Linked DNA regions of Mus musculus: region 1 is linked to region 2. A link is a loop called in an ENCODE intact Hi-C map of the cell type or tissue named here. Cell type or tissue: left cerebral cortex. All regions are shown on one strand. Links, peaks and the distances in the headings refer to the core of each region. The heading gives the core; the rest is flanking DNA. Region 1 holds the start of Adrb1 (adrenergic receptor, beta 1). Region 2 holds the start of Gm52389 (a long non-coding RNA gene).

Region 1 (7,627 bases), core at 1,681-6,680, 54 kb before region 2:
ATTCCTTCCTGCTTGTGTTTCTGTGAGATGTTGCTGCTGAGTTACCCGTCTCCAGCAGCACTCTCTCTGGCTCTCCTTTGCAGAAGATACACGGTCCCTTCTTCCATCAAGTGTAGCAGATGGGCTCTTGAGGGTGCCTGAGTTGTCTGGAATACCTTGAATCCGGCTGTGAAAATTTAGGGCAAATCTGTGGCTCTCGGTTGGTGAACACCTTATTTGGTCTAGAGGCACTTTGCTCTGTGATTGAGTCATGAAGAGATATTAAAAAGGCAGCCAGTCTGTATTTTGAAGCAAACACTCAAGTCTCTCTTGTCATCGCGGACCCCCTTACAGACACACGGCACGGAACCTCGATTGAGCTGCACTGCTGTCTTTATTGCACATGGACCAATTCCCACACGGTAGTTAGTTGCACCAGAGTATAAATACTTGGTCACACACACAAGAAGAGATAGAATATACACACGAGTGCTAAATTTTACCAGCAGATTCACGGGGGCACTTGGACATTAAAAAATAATAATAAAAATACGTAAGAGAATAATATTTATAATATGGATACAGTTACAGTACCATGATAAGAGTATAAAAAGTAACTTCCCAATAAACCATCAACTCAATAACATAATAGACAAGAGAAACTGAGTTTGAATTTTATTTTAGCTTTTTAAAGATCTGCCCACCTCCCCATCCCAGTAAAAATATTTAATTTTTTTTGTGCAAGTTAACAACTTCTATGAATTTTACAATGCCTAACACTGTGCAAAATGGCCTTCCAACCACTGCCTTTTTTTTTTTTTTTTGCCGTCTTTGTTTTTAGCCACATGTGCAATAATCTCAACTGTTTCCTTTTTGTTCTGTCCTATCTTTAGTTGACAGAGTCACATGTCACAGAGAGAGACTCAGCGCCTGGTCCTTCCAACTAGTATTGATACATAAATAAGCTGTTTAATATAAACAAGTCTTTCTATCTTGCTGTGCAATATGCACAGAGTGAGGTAGAGGACCCACAGCAGGACCACCGAGGCGCGCAGGGCACAAGGTTTGCCCTCTAGGAGAAAGCAAGGTGAACCGTGCTCCACACATAGTTTCTCGAAACCAGATTTGTCTGTTTCGCATCCTTCTTTTCCCTTTGCTTTAAGAACAGGAGACACCAGTACTCCGGAATTAGTATGCAATTTCTTTAGAAAGCAAAGGGAAACACTTCCTGGCTAATTATCACCGGCCCCGCCCCCACACCAAACCTGAGCTGAATACTTAGGTTCCTAGGTGTGGAACCGGAAAGCCAGGTGATAGACTCCATCCTGCCCCCTCCCCTCCCCGCCTAGTTTCCACTCGGGTCCTTGCAGAAAGTGTCAAAACCCACCTAGGGGCGGGGGGGGGGGGGAATGCCTGAAGGTGCATTAAACACACGAAAGGCCGAACCTCAGAGAGAAAGGAACTCAAGACAAGCCAGTAAGCCATACTAAGCCACACTCTCCCAACTCCTCCTAAACTTTCCTTTTTGCGCAAACGCTCGGTCCGGGGCTTTTCTGTACGTCTCGGATGATTCGATAGATCTGTGGGCTTTGCATTCACCTGCTTTCGGTCTTGAGTAAACAGAGATCTCCTCTCTCCCCTGGGGAGCGGCTCAGGGGCGCCCAGGCGGGCTCTCTTCCTCTAGGGATGCAGAGCCCGTGTCCAGCCCGGGACTATGGGGAGCGGCGTCCGTGCGCCCAGAGAGCCTGGCTCTCTACACCTTGGACTCCGAGGAGAAGCCCTGGCGCCCCGGCTCGTCCAGGCTCGAATCGCTGTCCACAGTGGTTGTCCCGCCGTTGCAGCCGGTCCAGGGCTCCAGCAGGCGCGCCGGTGGGGTGGTCCCGGCGTCGTCGTCGTCGTCGTCCGAGGGAGCTCCGGGGGACGGCGGCGGCCCAGCTCTCGCCAGGCAGCCGGAGGCGCGCGGCCGGTCCCCGTGGGCTGCGCGGCGTCTGCAGGCGGCCCGGCGCGCGCAGCAGAGCAGGCGCTGGAAAGCCTTGCGGAAGTCGGGGCTGCGGCAGTAGATGATGGGGTTGAAGGCCGAGTTGGCGTAGCCCAGCCAGTTGAAGAAGACGAAGAGGCGATCCGGCACCAGGTCGCGGTGGAAAGCCTTCACCACGTTGGCCAGGAAGAAGGGCAGCCAGCAGAGCGTGAACACACCCATGATGATGCCCAGTGTCTTGAGCGCCTTCTGCTCGCGCAGAGCCACGAGGCGCGACGGCCGCCGCTTGCTGGAGCGCCCGTTGGCCAGCGAGTCTGCGGGGCGCGGTGGCCCAGGTGACGGCGAGGGCTCAGGCGAGGGCGGCCGGGCTGGGCCGCCGAGGAAGCGGCGCTCGCAGCTGTCGATCTTCTTTACCTGTTTTTGGGCCTCGCGGAACACCCGCAGGTACACGAAGGCCATGATGCACAGGGGCACGTAGAAGGAGACGACGGACGAGGCGATGGCGTAGGCCCTGTTGGTGACGAAATCGCAGCACTTGGGGTCGTTGTAGCAGCGGCGCGCTTCGTCGCTCTCGGCCCGCCACCAGTGCATGAGGATGGGCAGGAAGGACACCAACGCCGAGATGGCCCACACTGTGCACACGAGGGCCCGCGCTCGCGCGCGCGTCAGCAAACTCTGGTAGCGAAAGGGCGACGTGATGGCGAGGTAGCGGTCCAGGGCGATGACACACAGGGTCTCAATGCTGGCCGTCACACACAGCACATCTACCGAAGTCCAGAGCTCGCAGAAGAAGGAGCCGTACTCCCAGCGGCCCCACACCACGATGGTGGCCCCGAAAGGCACCACCAGCAATCCCATGACCAGATCAGCGCTGGCCAGGGACATGATGAAGAGGTTGGTGAGCGTCTGCAGCCGCGGGGTCTTGGCGATGGCCACGATCACCAGCACGTTACCCACCACGATGAGCAGAACGATGAGCGCCAGCAGTAGGCCCATACCCGCGGTCCACTGCTGCGACAGCGGCGCTGAGCCCTCGCTGGCTGGAGGCAGCAGCGAGGCGGGAGGCGACGCGAGCACCAGCAGCCGCGCCGCGGTGGCCGCACCGTCGGGCAGCGGCGCGGCGGACGACAGGTTGCAGGGTTCGGAGGCGCCCAGGGCGAGCGCCCCCGCGCCCATGCCGAGCTGCGGAGGCCGGGGGCGGGGGGTGTGGCGGGGCTGGGCCGCGCCTGGGGAGCACCCCAGGAGCCGGGGCTGCGGGGCCCGCGCGGGGAGGTCGCGGCCAGGTCAGGGCAGCCGCGGCTCGGGGCCGGAGGCATGGACGCCGGGCGCCTTCTCCTCCGTAGCCGAGCGCTGTCTCCGCCGCCGCCGCCGCCGCTGCTGCTGGAGCCGCTGTCGCTGCTGGAAGAGCCGCCGGGACCTCAGCATGTTTCTGAGCGCGCGGGGCCGGCGGCTCCAACACCCAGCACCTCCCCCCCCCCCTTCGCTGCCACCCCCCCAGCCAGCCCCCGGGGCCGCGCGTCAGGCTCCCGCAGCCAATCGCCGCCAAGGCACGCCCCCGACAATGGTGCCCCCACCCCCAACACCCAGCACCCCCTCCTACCCGCGATTGAAAGGCTCCAAAGATTGCGGGCGGACTACGCAGCCAGCACCCACGGGCTGCAGCGAGCGCGCCCTTTCCTGCTCAGGCTTCTTCCAGAGTCTAGTCTGCGGCGCCCCCTGCGGCGCCCCGCCGCCTCCTGTGCCCCCCGCCAACCAGTAGTCTCCGTTAACCTTAGCACCCAGCTCTCCTTTTGCCGCTCCCGCAAGAGCGCCCTTATTTCCCTTCGGCACCCCGTAGTTCCCTCGCCTCTAGTGCCCGGTTCCTGGTAGCTATAAGAGAACCTTACAGGCGTCTCGGAGACGCAGGAGTGCCTTGGACAGCCTATCTGCTGGGATTGGAGGAATTTAGCTGTGAGACTGGGGTTCTGCCATCAGGCAGCCTGGCTCTTCCCTGATCGCGAGGGGACCTGGCCAGCATGACAGCTTGGGGGAATAGGAAGTGGGTGTTAGTGATTAGAGGAAACTTTGCAGCCAGGCGGGTTGCTGGAGCAGGGTACGCATCTGTCAGAAAGGCTCTCTGGGCGCTGTTCTCGCGCGGAGCTGTGCTCTCTCCTTCAAGTGCAGTAGATGGGGAAAGGAAGGGAAGGTTTGTGGATGTAACTGCCAACACCGAGGACCAGTCGGATACACACACAGGCCCCAGTCCCAGCTAAAGAAAAGGATGAAAGAGTTCTGAATATAAAGGAGAAGTTTAGGGCAACATTCAGTCCAGGGTAAATGACGTCGCCCCACCCCCACGCCCCTCGTGGAAAGAACACGGAGAATGACGCTTCAGACTTTTTGACTCCAGTACCAACACCTTAACATCCGCATCTGTGCTCCGTTACCCATGGGATTTTGCAATCTGAGCTGAGCCAACACAAGGTGCTATCCCTTTTGGGTTGACGTCATGAACTGGGATTTCAGATTTCTTGGGAGGGTGGCTAGATTCTCAAAACTGTGGGATTAGCTTTGGGAAGATGAGGGAAGAAAATATATACATACTCAAGGCGATTAAATCTGAAAGCATTTAAAGTCATACCACATTTCCTCGCTTCACATTGTCGAGAGAATCCGAAACTAGAGTCTTTGGCTTCATTCCTGATGCGAACAGAGGATGGGACCTCGGGCTGAGGTCCTCTGATCTACCCCTGGGAATGCCTCTACCTCAGGCCGTAAAAAGGAAATCTGTAATTAAGTTCTTGAGAAGCGAACAGTTCCCAATTGTCTCAGAAGGGAAGGGTGCACGGTAGTGTTATATAATGTTATGTAATGCTCCCGAGTCCTTCTTGCATTGGAATAAAAAGATTAGCATCTGGGAGGAACATCAACATGTGGCCAAGCTGGTACTCTCACCTTGCCAAAAGACACAGGCTCACAGCTGTCCATCCACAGCCGTACTCTTCATAAAGTCAAACCCGTGGATGTGCCCTAGGATCAGGCTTGACCACTGAGAGTGTTACCACGGGGGAGTGATCTGTTTATTCACCCCTGCCCTGGACTTACCAAGTTCTGCCAAGTTGGGGAGTTTTGAGAATCAGGGAACAGGAACTACACCGAGGGCAGAAGGAGTTGGCACCCATAGTCACCCCAGCCTCTTCAAGCCAGGGTCTCTCCTTCCTGTGGCTTTTAGGGGATGGCTGAAAGGACTCAAGGGACAATCTGAAAAACGCCCATGTTTTGAAGTGAGCTGACCAAGAAAGGGCCTCTGAGTGCTGGGGTGTGGGGAAATGTGGAAAGAGGCTTTCTGCTAAGTGGTGCTATTGGGGTGCAGTGTATCGACCTCGTGTCCCCAGGGCATGGGGTTTCTTGGGATGATAAGGCCAGAACTGAGCTGTAGAGATTGGAGTCAGGAGCCGAGGCTGGTAACCTTGTGCTATTTATATGTATGAACACACCAGGCGGCAGGACCACCATTCTGGATTTTGTGACCTTTCCCCTTGATGACTTGGTGTTACATCAAGTTTCTCTGCATTTCTGTGGAATAAATACATTCAAGTAAGCATTCAAAAACCAGGAGGCTTTTCTAGCAGGGCTTCATAGAGAGGATCCCAGATGCTCTTAGGGACTTTCCTCAACTGTACTGACAGGCGTACTTAAAATAGTGTAGCCTCAGCTAGCATGGAGGTCTCTCTCTCTCTCTCTCTCTCTCTCTCTCTCTCCATCTCTCTCTCTCTCTCTCTCTCTGCTTCTTAGAAAAGGATATGAGATTAAGAGGAAGTTCAACATAGCCACTGACTTAGTCTGTTTTCTGTTGCTATGACCGGATACCTGAACCTGGGTAATGTAAGAAGGGCTTTATTTTGGCTCAGAATTTTGAAGGTTGAGAGGTTCAAGTCCAGACACTTGCCTCTCTGTGCAGAGCAGAAAGCACAAGGGGCCTCTTGAGGAGTAGTAACAACCCGCTCTTCTAACTCCTGTCAGATCTCATAGCAACTATGTATCCATCCCGTCACAGCAAAGCCACCACTTAACACTCCGTCAGACCAACTGTTCAATATGGTCATTTTCTATCTGCCACTCAAAGTGCATCAGTAGGAATCCTTCCCAGTGTTAATTGGCACACCTGAGAATCACGAGTCCCTCCCCCGCTGCCTCTTTTCCCATCTGGCTCCCTGCATCCTATGGGAGACAGTATTCGGTGTGCACTCTGTGACTACCTCTCCTTATCCCCTTCACTCTCACAGAGAGCTGAATGTGTAGTTCAGCTGTACAGCAGTTACCTAACAGGCAAAGGCCCAGCTCCATCCAGGGATGACAGCCTTTACCGGCTCACTGCATAGAGTTCTGTACGCCTCTATCGTAGGAAACTCCGGCCTGGTTTCGGATCTAATCTCTTCCCAAAGCTGGGATATATTCTTGTCTTGCTTCTCCTTCCTCCTTCCGTCTTCCTTTCCCTGCCTGTTGCTTCTGGAAATAATTTCCCACTAACCTATGGTAACTGTGGCTATGATAGATTGCCTTTTGACGTCTCTTAAATCATTTTCATCTCTGTGTGATTTTTGCCTTTTCTAGGTCATATGTTTATGGAGAGCAGGAACTATCTTACCGTTTTTGCAGCTTCCATGTTCATTAATAATTACTTGACATTAGTTAATATTTAACTTGAATTCATAAATGTCATATTTAATTAAAATATCTTTTTTGCACAAGTGAGGAATGGTTGACTATTTCAGAACTTGGGAGTCTCCACTCATGCTTATAGCTCACACGGACCAGTCAATATTTCCATATAAGCACCTCAAAACACCCCGTTTATGAGCAGCGTCTCATTGTGTAGCCCATTCTGTCCTATGATCTAGGCTGGCCTCAAGCCCACAGCAGTCTTCCTGTCTTGGACTCCTAGGTGCTGAGGTTTCATGAACTGCCACAGTCAGCTAATTTCCACTCACTGGAAACATTATAACACTACTTATGCCTTCCCCACCCCCACCACCTTTCCCACCCCGGGAAGATCGCTGAGAATCTCATATCAAGTCCCAGATCAAGTCACATATCTATAGTACAGTGATTAATAGTCAATTCAGCCCACTCATGGTTACACGCCATGAACCTGACATTTCCAGTCTTAAAAATGAAGGTGAGCAGACGGACAACTGCTGGGAGACAGGCCAGAGAAACCCTAGGAAACGCATCAAACTCCACTAGCAAAACTGTCCTGGCGGCCGGTAATAACCTCCAGCTACTTGTAATCAAGCTATCACTAATCAAAAGATCTCCTAATCAGAGCTTAAGTGGTTCATCCTCAGGATAGACAACACAGCTTGTCACCTAAAGCCATATGGCTGCTCCAAGGATCAGTCCGTGCTAACTGAAGGACGGACAGCCTGGCTCAGGCTGGCACTTAAGGTCATATGCTAGATCTGGAGCCACAGTTTACACAGGGACAAGCAACTGCAGCCGCTATCATCACAACAAGCACAGAGGCGCGTATACAGTAAGCACGGTCAAGGCTGGGCTACTTAGAAAATCCAAAGGCTCTCCTCTCTCCCCACCCCCTTCCTCCCTCTCTGCCTCCTCCTCTTCCTGGTGTGTCTGACAAGTACATTGAATAATGTCAGAGCCAATAATAATATTTTTCAAAATTTGGAT
Region 2 (7,627 bases), core at 1,460-6,459:
CTGAGTAACTGAGGCTGGCCGTGAGCTCCTGGTCCTGTCGCTTCCTCCTCCCCTGAGTACCTATGTGCTGGCATTGCACATGCGCAGCACCAAGCCTGAATAGAATGTTATCTATTTTGCATTCAGAATTGCAGCCCAGAGGTAAGAAACTCCTCAGCAATGACAATGTGATGTTTGGGGTGAGCCGGTATCCATCCAGGGCGGGGTTTCCCCTGGCTACAGACAGCCCCTTCTGTCTCAATGCTCCTGTGACTTGGAAGCAGATTGTGGTAGGGACTGGTGTGCAAGGGACAGGTACAGAAAACCTTCAAGAAACCAGGAGAACAAGACAGGAAGGAGAACAGCTCAGTGCAGACTCAGATGGGCCCCATCTCACAGGCCCGTGCACTCTTGCCTCAAGTCAGTCCACACTTGAAGGCACCTCTGTCTTCTTCTCACTATCATTTGCATGAGGGTCAACCGGGCCAAGATGAGCTCTGTCACCTTCAGAGCCAGGGAATGACACAGAGAAGTTGAGGTCCAGGTGTGGAGCCATCAATTGCCTATTATACGGTATTTGGTTCTGAGAGGAAGGCCGGCATCTTCTGCCGTCTTGTTCGTCTCCCAGGGTTGCTTGCCCTGATGTCTGGCGCGGAATGGAGAGTGGACATTGCTGTTTTAGATGCCCCGTCTCCATTCTCCCATCGCTCAGTCACAGAAGCAGATGTGGCACCTTGAGGGTAGGGGATCCTTCCACAGTTTTTCACTGAAAAGGTGCTCAACACAGAGTGGTGGCTGTTCATGATGTCACCAGAAGGACCCAAGGAGCCAATTCTCAACAAATTTCTGGGGAAATTGTCCACTCCCCTCTGGAGATGAAGCAAGAAAGTAAGGAGTAAGGGGCTCTCACTGGAACCACTACGTTCAAGAACGTTCTTGACCAGAGCAGAGACACAGTAAAGTGTTCCCTTCCTAGATATAAAGACCTGTGTTCAAATCTCCAGGACACACATGAGAAGCTGGGCACAGTGATGTATACCTGTAATCCCAGCAGGGGTAAGATAGGAGCTGGGGCTCCTTGCAGCTTGGCTGGCTTGGCCTGTGTGGTAAAGTTCCACAGCAAATGAGAAACCTCATCTCAAACCAGTGATGGCAAGAGCCTGGGGACCAACGCCTGAGGTTGCTCTCTGACCTCCACCGTGTACCATAAGCACCCACCGCCCATATGCAGGGACATACATTACCCACGAGCTGCAGCCCAGGGTTCTGAAGTTGCCGCTGACGTTGAGACAGACACTTCCGCCATGAGCCACAAGCACAGCTCCCCTCTCTCTGCTGCCATCTGATCCTCCAGTCAGTGCATCAGGTAGGAAAGATAGCTAAGGGATACTGGGGTGTCTTTGCAGTTCAGAGAAGCCCCTTGGACAAAGCCAGAATGGACTCTGGGGGCCAGTTCACCATGTCCCGCATGCTAAGTGAGCACACAGTTTGACAGTGATCGTCATGGCAAAGACAATGAGGAAGAGAGGGGAAAACTTTCTCCTTCTCTCCTGGTTATGACCTTGAGCACGCTTGACACTGCAGGAAGCCATCCTGACGTCTCAGAAGGCCCGAGAATGAGACCACAGTGAGTAATGGGGAGGAGAAGCCAGCCTGCAGAGGATGCCTCTTAATGCCTCTTAAAAGCCCAGAGAGGGGAGCTGACTTAGTCTGGATCACATAACACTGGGGTGAGGGATAGATAGACCTTGAACCCTGCCTACCCCACTCTTACCCGTTAGCCTTTACTTGGCTGCCGTTAAGAACTTGTGGACTCTTTCCACTGACCTGCAGTACTCACGCCGGCTGCCAGGAGGGTCTCACAACCCCTCCTTACGCACGCCCTCTAAAGTGGCTGATTGATCGGAGCCCACTGAGCAGCAAAGGTGCCTGTGGATCTGCCCAGCTGAGAAGCTCTCAGAACACATTTCCCCTGGCAGACCCGGTGGAGCCTGGGTGTGTATGAATAACTCAGGGCCGGAGCCTGGCTGGTGGGGAGCTCAGAGCCAGCTCTGAAAACACCCTAGGGGCTCTCTCTGAGTGGCACAGTGAAATGTGGCCACACCGGTTCAGTCTATTTTAAGCTTCGGAAACCAAGGGAGGTGAAGCCGGGTGAACCAGTGAGCTCCTGGGCAGATGAGTTCCAGGCTAACTCTGGGTGGCTCTAAGGTCACCTTGGGCCCCTCTCGTGCCTCTGTGCTTTGTTCTTCCTGCTTCCCTTTGGACAGATGGGAAGGAAGGAGTCACACTGGAGGGACACTCCATTTAGACAGAAAAATGAGAGAATGTCATCTGCTAGGACCTGGTCGGTGTCTTTAAGTGGATTTTTCACCTGATGTAATTGACTGCTTTGAGTGGGGTGCAACCACTGTCTCTCCTCTCACGGAAAGGAATGGAAGCCCAGAGAAAGCAAGCCTCTTCCTCGAGGTCACCAGCAGAGCTAGGGTTTGAAGTCCACAGAGAGGGTAGCGTTGGGACACTAGCATTACATGTGGGTGTCTATGCTCTGGTCTCAAGCCCAGCAGTGGGCAGAGCTGCTTTTACCACATGTAAGCCACACTGGGTTCATCCATAGCTTAGAACGTTTGGTTCTTACGGTGCCATTGCTCAGATTACAGAACCAAAGCTTAATGTCCTAAGTACATTTTCTTTGTACCACACAGCTTCCAGGATCTTTGTTTGGGGTTTGGGCTGATAGTGATGGAGAGAGAGAAAGGGCAGATACAACTGATAAGAAAAGATGTTCAAAGTGTAGAATCCAGGAATCACCAGTCATTTGCTTTGTCTTAAGTACTTAGATACTGCCATTTTAGCTTGTGGGTGAATGTGTGTGTGTGTGTGTGTGTGTGTGTGTGTACATATGTGTGTCTGTGTATGCATGCTGTGTGTATGTATATATAAATATGTGTGTGAGTGTGTGGGTCTGTGTGCATGCTGTGTGTGAGAAGTGTATGTACATATGTAAGTATATGTATGATTGTGTAGGTGTGTGTGAGTGTGTGTACATGTGTGTGTGCTTGTGTGTGCGTGTTGTGTGTGTGAGTATGTGTGTGTATGTAAATATGTGTGTGGGTGTGTGTGCATCCTGTGTGAGAGTGTATGTATGTATGTAAGTATATGTGTAATTGTGTAGGTGTGTGTGAGTGTGTGTACATGTGTGTGTGCATGTTGTGTGTGTGAGTATGTGTGTGTATGTGTGTATTTAAGTATGTGTGTGGGTCTGTGTGTGTTTGCATGTGTGTGTGTCTATGTGTGGATGCTGTGTGTGAGTGTGTGCACATGTTTACGTGTGTGTGTGTGTGTGTGTGTGTGTGATATGCAGTGTATGGTGTGCATGCATGTTCACATTTGGAGGCCTGAGGTTGATGTTGAGTGTCTTACTCAAAGGCTTCCCATCGTGTATATTAACATAGGTGTCTCACTCGGCCTGGAGCGCCATGTTTTGGCTTGTCTGACTAGCCGGTTTTTTCCAGGGATCCCCTGTCACATTCTCCCACATCCTAAGATCACAACCTGGTTGTCATGCCCACATGGCTTTTACGCAGGTCCTGAGGAGCTGAACTCTGGTCTTCATGCTTATAAAGCTACCTCACCTACAAAGCCATCTCCCTAGCCTAGATTACACTGAACTGAAAGGACAGAAAGAAAAAAAAAAAAAAGAAAAAGATCTCATTTTAATTCCTTGATTCCTCCCCCTTTCATTAGAACAGTCATGTGCACCAATCTTTTCTTTTGCGTCACAAACCTGTAATCTCAGCACGCCAGAGGTTGAAGTAGGCAGATTATGAGTTCCAAGCCAGCCTAGGTCGCATGGTGAGACCCTGTCTTAAAACAACCACAGCCAGATACTGAGAACATAGAAATGAATAAAACTGGGTTCGAACCCTGCCAGAGCCCACACTCTAGGAAGAGGGAGAAATATATATGGGGCTCACCTCTAAAACTGTGTCAGCAGACCAGAACACACACCACATGGTTGGTGATAGCAGTGCTGTGGCCACTGGCTTCTGCTTGGGTGGGGATGTCAGGCGTGACAGAGCCCCCCTCCCGCCTCTCTCTCTCTCTCTCTCTCTCTCTCTCTCTCTCTCTCTGTGTGTGTGTGTGTGTGTGTGTGTGTGTGTGTGTGTGTGTATTCCTGTTTTTTTTCAAGGTCACCCTGGGAAGAAATGTTTTAGGCAACGTGGTTTATATGGCTGAAGACCTGTGGCTGAAGGAAGCCACTGGCTGATTTTAAGGAGCCAATCATTGCCAAGGAGAAGGTGTGCAGGGGATATGGTGGAAGTAGCTGGCACTAGGAAAGCTGTCTTGGGAGGGAGAGAAGAGGTCAGGAAGTCTGAGGTTAGCTTCTGTATGCGATGCAGAGGGATTTACATGGTCTCCCGGATGCCACTCAAGAAGGTAGGCGGAAATGTGACACGAGCTGGTCTCTGTTTCAGAAAGTGTGTGCTGGCTGGGGAGAGAGGATGAGGTGGATGGTGAGACTGGGAGCTAGGAAGCTGTGTAGGGAAGGGCGTCCACAGCCAGGAGGAGAGCCAAGGCACCATCCACCCGTGCTGGGAAATCACCCGGGACTAAGGATCAGACACTAAGAAAAGCTGGATGTTGAGCTGCATGTGTGAGTGTCTGATATATTTTTGTTTAAAAAAAAAATGGAAGAATTTTTTAGCAAAAACTAAAATTATGATAGAGTTATAATACAATATCTGGCCAAAGCAGCTCAGAGAAGGAAGAGTTTGTTTTGGCTCAGGTTGAAGGGAAATCTTGGTGACAGAACCTGAGGCAGCTGGTCACATTTTATCTGCTAACAGGAAGCAGAGAGGTAACTGCTGGCCCTCAGCTCAGGACCCCTAAGGGATGGTGCTGCTCACTGCTCAGCTCAGGACCCCAGCCTAAGGGATGGTATTGCCCACAGTTGCTGACTCTTCCCTGTTCAATCAAATGAATCTAGAAACTCCCTCTCAGACCTGCCCAGGGCTTGTTCCCAGGGGATTCTGAATCCTGCCAAGTTGACCACATCTACATCTCAAGGATAAAGGGAATTAGGTTAATAATGAAAACCAAGAATAGCCTATGTGGTCCATTGTGATGGTTTGTATATGCTCGGCCTAGGGAGTGGCACTATTAGGAGGTGTGGCATTGTTGGAGTGTGTCACTGTGGGTGTAGGCTTTGAGACCAGCATCCTGTCTTCCTGGAAGCAAATATTCTGCTGGCAGCCTTCTGATAAAGATGTAGAACTCTCAGCTCCTCTAGCATCATGCCTGCCTGGATGTTGCCATGTTCCTGCCTTGATGATAGTGGACTAAACTTCTGAACCTGTAAGCCAGACCCAATTAAATGTTCTTTAAAGGAGTTGACTTGGTCATGGTGTCTGTTCACAGCGGTAAAACCCAAACTAAGACACCCTAGTACAACTAGTAAGCTATGCGTTTCCTCTCTGTATTTCCCCAAGTTTGCAGCCCCAAATTAATGTCTTAGGAGATGCTTTTCTTGAGTGTTGGACAGCTAAGCAGGCAACATTCTTGCCTTCAAGCTGTGAAGACTCACCTTAGGCCCACTGTTAGCAGGTCTACCCTCATTTCTTATTTTGAAGCCATGCTTCTCGAATAAATAAAAAGGAGTCAGTTTGGCCCAGGCCATGATAGTAAGCGTTTCAGTTCTGTTTGTCCCATAGAGTGGTGCACCCAATGGCTTGTTCCCTTTCCCTTCCCTTGGGCCAGAGAAATGATCAGGACAATGGAACTCTGTGTGTCTTTGTGTCCCGGAAAGCTCATCGCAAGCTGACAGGAAATAACAGGCATTCAAATCAGCCCTTGCTGCAGCTCTCTGTTTAAGTTGGTGGTAGTGAGAGAATACTATTTTTTTTTTTTAATTTAGTGCTCTAGAGTTTTCCCTGCCAGGGTATTCACTGTGCATGAGTCAGCCTCCAGCCTTGCTCCACAAGGAGTGTCCAGCCTAGAAAAGAAAAAGTAATTGATGAGAGCCCCACAGAATAGTTATCTTGGCATTGACTGGTCCTGCTGGGTCAGAACAATTGACTATTGGCAAGCCCCACGTTCTCCACAGGCATGAAGGGAGAAATGAAGCCTTCTTTGGGGAAGGTATGATTCAGAATGTCAGAAATTCTGGTCTTGAATGGAAGGCCTCAGGGGGACATCTAGACAGTGGCCTTATTCTGTGTTATGAGGCCGAAGGGTGATTTTGAGAGGCAAGTTTGGCAGAAGAGCCAAATCCCTTTGCTGAACTGCCATCTAGGTTAGATGGAGCGTTGGCAAATGTGAGGACCTGAATTCTTTGGGCACTTCCTGCCCTGGTGGCTGATAGCTCTCCAGACCATCCATCCGCTGGGAAAAAAAAAGATGGTAATGAATGAATCCACTGCGTCTGGGAGACTAAAAATGGCCGACAGGGGCAGGGGAAGGGTGGGAGAGAACAGGGTTCATGCTACTGACCAACAGCAAAAGCTACAGCAGTTATTATCTGCTTCAAGCCTGGAGCAGAATCGGCCAGATGGGTCCAGTAATGTGCCCTCCTCCGCTCTGCCCAGGCTGGTTTTACATCACAATGGCTGCTCTATGCTGTTTTTTCAAGTATTGGGATGTCGCTGTACACCCTGTGTCCTGGCAGACAGACTTGGAAAAGGTTTCCCCTTGGACTTCCGGCTTAGGCCAGCAGCAGGCAAGGGATGCAGGCTGTGTGTTACCCAGGAGGCTAGACAAGCATTTCCTCTGGCAACCCAATCTTTCTCACAGAAAGGAACCTCCGCGGGTGCTAGGCAGGACTCTCCATGCAAGGCCTGGCTGGTGGCGCTCCCCTCGCCAGGATTGGGTTCCATCATGCATCTGAGATAAAGGAGGGGCTTTTCACTCTGCCCAGGGTTACTAGGAGGTTTTTGCAAGGCGGCATGTTTGCGTGACTTCCTGTGGGCCTCACCCTTCTCATCTGTCCACATGTAAATGGCTGTTCGTCAGAGAAAAACAGATAGGAGCCCAGAGGCAGGTTGTGCGTCCTATTGGCAAGGGCAGACGCTTGCTTGGTGTTCCACACTGTAAGGGAGCTTTGAAGTTTCCTAATCTCTCTGAAAAGAGATAGCAAGAATTTAATAGGTTTTGGGTTTGGGTTTTGTGTGTGTGTGTGTGTGTGTGTGTGTGTGTGTGTTTTAAGGAAACTACTGATAAAAAAGCTGTGACATAAGCAAAGAAAAATGTAAGTGCTTTTGAGAGCAATACAAGCAGCAAATAGGGAAATGCCGTAAGACCTGACCCGTAGTCTGCCTGCCCGGGCAGCTCTTGTCCGTTCACACAAAGGGTCTTGCTTGCAAGCTGCCTTTAGACAGAGATATAACTTAGCGAGGGAAAGGAATTATAATTACTATTATTAGGGGTTGTTTTGTTTGGTTTTGTTTTGTTTGGTTTGGTTTAATTTGGTTTGTTCTTCCAAAATAGCTCTCAAATAGAAAGTCCCAGGGCAACTTAATCTCTTATGTCAATATACAGCCTACACAATCCCCACAGACACACCTAAGCCTGAGAGTCCCGCCCACCTTCTTGTAAGGAAGTCAATCTCCAATCAGTCCTGACAGAACAGTCCACTTGCAGAGCTCACAGGCTT

Evidence for each region. Peaks named below come from ENCODE experiments on the same cell type or tissue, not always from the same donor. Only the 100,000 strongest peaks of a DNase experiment are listed, where the experiment ranks them.
Region 1: a loop joins it to region 2, with 5 times the contacts of the local background. A loop is called at or near these places in 3 of 42 quality-filtered maps.

Annotation. Positions count from the first base shown.
Region 1 is chr19:56,717,878-56,725,504 of GRCm38, reverse strand. It overlaps Adrb1 (adrenergic receptor, beta 1), which reads right to left and starts at 3,388. Exons shown (of 1, transcript NM_007419.3): 1 at 355-3,388. The coding sequence starts at 3,133. The coding sequence ends at 1,733. In left cerebral cortex, for the core only: a CTCF peak has its summit at 3,710; DNase peaks (open chromatin) are centred at 3,630, 3,875, 4,464, 4,740 and 2 more places; H3K4me3 peaks cover 3,100 bases; H3K27ac peaks cover 3,602 bases.
Region 2 is chr19:56,663,642-56,671,268 of GRCm38, reverse strand. Gm52389 (a long non-coding RNA gene) reads right to left here and starts at 6,520. Exons shown (of 2, transcript XR_003952901.1): 1 at 6,469-6,520; 2 at 5,659-6,360. Gm32492 (a long non-coding RNA gene) reads right to left here and starts at 2,202. Exons shown (of 3, transcript XR_386825.2): 1 at 1,807-2,202. It overlaps Gm32441 (predicted gene, 32441), which reads left to right and starts at 6,643. Exons shown (of 3, transcript NR_166869.1): 1 at 6,643-7,064; 2 at 7,513-7,627. In left cerebral cortex, for the core only: no CTCF peak of the experiment used is centred there; a DNase peak (open chromatin) is centred at 4,495.